Regions from separate parts of the Homo sapiens genome. Here region 2 is linked to region 1. A link is an interaction called in ENCODE POLR2A ChIA-PET data of the cell type or tissue named here. Cell type or tissue: GM12878. All regions are shown on one strand. Links, peaks and the distances in the headings refer to the core of each region. The heading gives the core; the rest is flanking DNA. Region 1 overlaps SGMS1 (sphingomyelin synthase 1). Region 2 overlaps SGMS1 (sphingomyelin synthase 1).

Evidence for each region. Peaks named below come from ENCODE experiments on the same cell type or tissue, not always from the same donor. Only the 100,000 strongest peaks of a DNase experiment are listed, where the experiment ranks them.
Region 2: POLR2A ChIA-PET joins it to region 1 with 5 read pairs; 2 of 35 experiments call an interaction of 5 or more read pairs at or near these places.

Annotation. Positions count from the first base shown.
Region 1 is chr10:50,507,122-50,509,922 of GRCh38, reverse strand. The region is part of intron 3 of SGMS1 (sphingomyelin synthase 1); the gene reads left to right. Among named protein-coding and RNA genes, the nearest start is that of SGMS1, 120 kb to the left of the region's middle. RefSeq lists an enhancer at 1,164-1,243. In GM12878, for the core only: no CTCF peak of the experiment used is centred there; a DNase peak (open chromatin) is centred at 1,382; H3K4me3 peaks cover 382 bases; H3K27ac peaks cover 1,658 bases.
Region 2 is chr10:50,365,795-50,368,595 of GRCh38, reverse strand. The region is part of intron 6 of SGMS1 (sphingomyelin synthase 1); the gene reads left to right. Among named protein-coding and RNA genes, the nearest start is that of ASAH2, 120 kb to the right of the region's middle. In GM12878, for the core only: a CTCF peak has its summit at 659 (motif pointing left); no DNase peak of the experiment used is centred there.

The sequences.
Region 1 (2,801 bases), core at 47-2,546:
ATGCAAATTATACCTTATTAAGTCTGACTTTAAAATAAAAACACCACCAACAAAAATAAATAATTGATGATGCACTTTGGCTTAAATACCATCAAAGGATCATTTTGTTAGCTACTTGGATAAGGATTTGTTAAGTCATTAGTTATACAGAATGCCTCATTCAAATACAAAGGTGCAGCCCTTTCAGTACTCTGGCTTCTAATTGGGTGATGGAAATAGCTATTACTATAGAGGTGGATGCTCTAATGATCTTTGTTAAACAGAATGCTGCTGGAAGGTTAAAACAAAAGCTGCTGATTCTAGCGTTAGTGGAGATAGTGTTTAGTATACAATGTGCAGTCAAATTTCACTCTATCACCTCTCCTGATTCCTTTGCCATTAAAATATTCATCACTAGAGAAGAGTTGACTTTTCAGATCCGTTTTAATCTCAGCCATAACAAATGCACTGTGATATATATATGTGTATGTATATTTTCCTAGAATGGCTTATCAAATGTCTTACTGGAAAAACCAACATGTTTGATTTGGTGGGAGGAGGAATGGCTAATTTAATCACTCTCTAAAATACAATTCACAAATGTTTACAGCAAGAATTGGAGGGTTCTAACTGGAAATTTGAAGCTGTAGAGCTCTTAAACTGTGTTTCTTGATAATCAACATCCTTTATAAATCAAAGTAAAGATATGATTTTGAAAGAAGGCTTAAATTCCAAACTCTTGGCTGTGATTCGTGGGGTTGAAGGATATAACTTCTATCCTTTTGGGACAGATATCTCAACAATATGTATAAGATTACACAGTCTTTCCCCAACAGGAAATTTCTTGTTTATTTAAAACTGGGATTTACTAAATTGGTTTGAATTTAATGCTGTTCAGTAGTCAACTCAGTTGAGCAAGCACTTACCAATAATCATTAACTAGATGCCACATCTGTGATGAGGTGCTGAGTTTACACAGGCAAATGAGCCCCAAGCCCTGTTTTTAAGGAAATTACCATCCATCAGGGTGGACCAAACCATGTACAGCCAGCTAAACTTCAGCAACAGGGGAGATCTCTAAGGAGGAAGCTATTACATAGGAGATGACATTTGAATTCAGCCTTAATGTGTTAGCAGAATTTGGTCTAGTGTGGAAGACAGAAAGCCCAAGGTTTTATGGCAGAGGCTTAAGAACTTCACCGACAACTTCTTATATTCTCCTTAGGTCAGAGCCTGGTCCAAAAGGTATAGAGAATTGGCAGTTACCCACAAGTCTGCCCCAAAGAGGTTCTTTCCAACCACCTGCCACAGTGAGTCAAACAAACTCCGCTGTTGGAGATCCTTTACTTAAAGAGGTCTCCCTGCGGTCTAGACTAGTCACAGTGAAATCCCATCAGAAAGGGGGCCATAGTAATCTATTGCTGGCTTTTGGCTAATGACTGACATGACTTCCTTTTTGTCACTTGATATTTCACTGTCATACCAAGAGAGATGTTAACCGCAGTTAACTGATGAGAAACGTGAGCTGAAGCAGCTTGTGTCACTTGCCCTAGGATGCAGCTCTAGGATTCAGTCAATGTCTGACTGTGCTGGTTTTCCACTACAGCCCATGTGGCCTACTATGAGGACATGGAGACCCCATAAACTTATGGCCCCTGAGTCTCAGCCCTCAAGTGTGGTTAGCATGCCAAAATGGTAAATCTTTGAATACTCTTGGATTGTTTAGCTCTTTAAATGTTTGAGGTGCTCTTATATACATTATCATTTGATTTTTACTTTAAAAACAACTCACAGAATAAACGACTGTAGTTTTAAATAGAGCATTGTTGTCACACAGCACCTTTGGGGAGCCCATACATTGCTTGAGGTGGTCAAAGACTGGCTGAGTTGCTGGGGCCAGTAGTAGGGAGTGGGTACATCTTTAGCAGATCCCATGAATTGTCCCTCATGGGATCTGTTGTGGGGGATTAAATGGTTCTCTTCCTGTCTCCAACTAAGCTGAGGCTTACTGTAACCAGAGGAGCCACTGGCTTGGAACCCCTGGTTGGAACATAAGTTCTCTTGGGCATTGCCATTCCAGGGTATTAGGGTATTGGGGCCTGAGGCCCCTGAGGATAGCATGAAGCCATCTGGGGACTTCTCCATGAGAACTTCTTGTCACTAAGTGCGTGTAATTGCTGATTTAGTCTAGCCTGGCAGGCCCAGTGGTTCTGGTAAGTGGTGTTATTATACCAGGCTATTGGCTGGTAGTTGGCTAATTTGAGGAAAAAAAGAGGTGGTTGGATTCTATGGTAAATTCAGTTGGATGCAAGTGATAGGATTTGCCACAGGGATCATAAAAATCAGGGTGCTGTTCAGGGTGCACAGGTGAATTCCATGGCTCAGGCCTGATTTCACTCCACTGTAGGTACAGAGTGTGATCATGTGTGCAAAATTGTGCTTTCTGCCCCTCCAGAGTGTTTGATAAAGGAATGTCCAAGCCGCCTGTATTTTAGCCTGTTTCGCTCAGCTTGGGCTGGCCTGAGCCCAGGACCTTGGTGTTCCTGGGCTTCTGTCGCTCAGAAGAGCTGCATGGGAGCTCAGAGACAAAGGGGCTTGTTGTGTGAACTCAGATCAGTGGCAGCTGCAAGAAAGAAGAGATAAAGTCCTTCTGTTTTGCTTTTGCTCAACTCTAAATGGTACTTTAGGCTTTTTATAACATTGCAGTGTTCCTTAGGAAAGCTTGACTTGACACACTTATTCTCAGGGTTTTAGGGACCCTCTGTGAGGAATGGTTTGATCTGTCAGAAGGATGGCCTGACAGGGATAGAGCTTTTGGCCAG
Region 2 (2,801 bases), core at 153-2,652, 140 kb after region 1:
TCACCTGAGGTCAGGAGTTCAAGACCAGCCTGGCCAGCATGGTGAAACCCTGTCTCTACAAAAATACAAAAATTAGCTGGGCATGATGGCAGGTGCCAGTAATCCCAGCTACTCGGGAGGCTGAGTCAGGAGAATTGATTGAACCCGAGAGGCAGGGGTTGCAGTAAGCCAAGATCGCACCATTGCACTCCAGCCTGGGTGACAGATCGAGACTCCGGCTCAAAAAGTAAAAAATAAAAAATAAAAAAATTAGTATAAAGCAAGAATAAATATTTGTAGTGATGGTTTTGAGATTAGTCCTTCTAGAAAACAACATGCTGTTTAATTTTTAAGCTTTTGTATTTCTTTGAAGTGTCCTAGATATGGTCTTGTATGACTGCAAGATAGCTTAGATATGCAGTATGTTTGCATGAAAAACTATGGAAACAACTAATTGTAGAGTCACTAAATGCACATTAAAATCACATGGATATAGAGGAGAGCACATCAGTTGATGGCTCAGAAAACAGGGGTTCTAGTTCTTGCAATTCCATTACATAGTTTTGTCACTTGGTCCCAGGACATCTATTGGAAGCTATCTCTAAGATGCTGTATAACTTGAGAAGGGCACTGGGATGAGTGTGTAATTTCACAGACTTTGCGTTGCCCCCTGGTGGTATTTTACCTTAGTCCAAAACTAGAGCTGTGGTCACTTTACAACCTGATCCTGTGATCCAGTGGTGACCTACTTCATGGATAAGGATTATCCTCTAGGGAGCCAAACTTTGGTGCTTTTAACCAGCAGTTAGTTAATAGAGAAGCTCAGTGAAAGTGGGACCTGGAAGTTTGGGAAATTAGCACATCTTAGTTAGAAGCAAGAAGTCACAGTCAGCGGTGAGTGGAAAGGATGTAATGAATTGATTGATGGATATTTGTTTTCAAAGAATTAACGTAATTGCTGTCAGGAAAAGAAAACCTTAATGCATTAAGGGTAGGGACTGGTGTGGAGATCTAGGTAGAGATCTACATGTGCTTTTCTTAAAATCTTTTGATTCTTTTTTTACCTCCAGGAGACCAGCAGAAGGAGACAGGGAGAACCATATATGGGAGCAAAGAACATGGTGGGCACGCAAGTGGTGCTGTCATGGCGAGGAATGCTCAAAGGATATACATTTAAGCGCCATGAATTTAGAATTTATCCCTTTGCATGTTCTCTAGTCTGAAAATAGTTTGATCTTTTGTAGCTATCTAAATAAGTATTAGAAATTTATTTTGGGAGGTAGACTTGAACTTGATTTCTCCTATCTGGGCCTGTGAGTTGTTGCTAATTTTGAAACTTGATGTTAGTCCCTAGGGTTGTGTTCCTTAAATTAGGCTTTTTACCTCAGTCACTCCAATTTATTTTTATAAGCATACTTTGGTAGACTTTTTCTCAGTGAAATGGAAAACCATTGGTTACCCAGCTAATGAGAATTTATAATCCTCAGTGGACTGCAAAACTTAACTTCATTCTGACTGGCATGAGATGGTATCTCATTATGGTTTTGGTTTGCATTTCTCCAATGATCAGTGATGTTGAGCTTTTTTTCATATGTTTATTGGCTGCATAGATATCTTCTTTTGAGAAGTGTCTGTTCATATCCTTTGCCCACTTTTTTAAAAATTATACTTCAAGATCTGGGTTACATGTGCAGAACGTGCAGTTTTGTTACATAGGTATGTATACACATGTCATGGTGGTTTGCTGCACCCATCAACCCATCACCTACATTAGATATTTCTCCTAATGTTATCCCTCCCCTAGCCCCCCACCCTCCAACAGGCTCCGGTGTGTGATGTTCCCCTCCCTGTGTCCATGTGTTCTCATTGTTCAACTCTCACTTATGAGTGAGAACACATGGTGTTTAGTTTTCTGATCTTCTGATAGTTTGCTGAGAATGATCGTTTCCAGCTTTATCCATGTCCCTGCAAAGGACATGAACTCATCCTTTTTTATGGCTGCATAGTTTGCCATGGTGTATATGTGCCACATTTTCTTAATGTAGTCTATCATTGTTGGACATTTGGGTTGGTTCCAAGTCTTTGCTATTGTGAATAGTGCCACAATAAACATACGTGTGCATGTGTCTTTATCGTAGAATGATTTATAATCCTTTGGGTATATGCCCAGTAATGGGATTGCTGGGTCAAATGGCATTTCTAGTTCTAGATCCTTGAGGAATCACCACACTGTGTTCCACAATGGTTGAACTAATTTACACTTCCACCAACAGTGTAAAAGCGTTTATATTTTTCCACAACCTCTCCAGCATCTATTGTTTTCTGACTTTTTAATGATCGCCACTCTAACTGCTTTGCCCACTTTTTGATGGGATTTTTTTTTCTTATAAATTTGTTTAAGTTCCTTGTAGATTCTGGATATTAGACCTTTGTCAGATGGGTAGATTGCAAAAATTTTCTCCCATTCTGTAGGTTGCCTGTTCACTCTGATGATAGTTTCTTTTGCTGTGGAGAAACTCTTTAGTTTAATCAGATCCCATTCATCAATTTTGGCTTTTATTGCAGTTGCTTTTCACCATTTGACCCAACATATTACTTACACCTTTTGACCCAACATATTACTTACACCATTTGACCCAGCATATTTTACCATTTGACCCAGTATATTACTGGGTATATACCCAAAGGAATATAAATCATTCTAGTATAAAGACACATGCACACATGTTTATTGCAGTACCATTTACAATAGCAAAGACATGGAACCAACCCAAATGCCCATCAATGATAGACTGGATAAAGAAAATGTAGTACATATATAC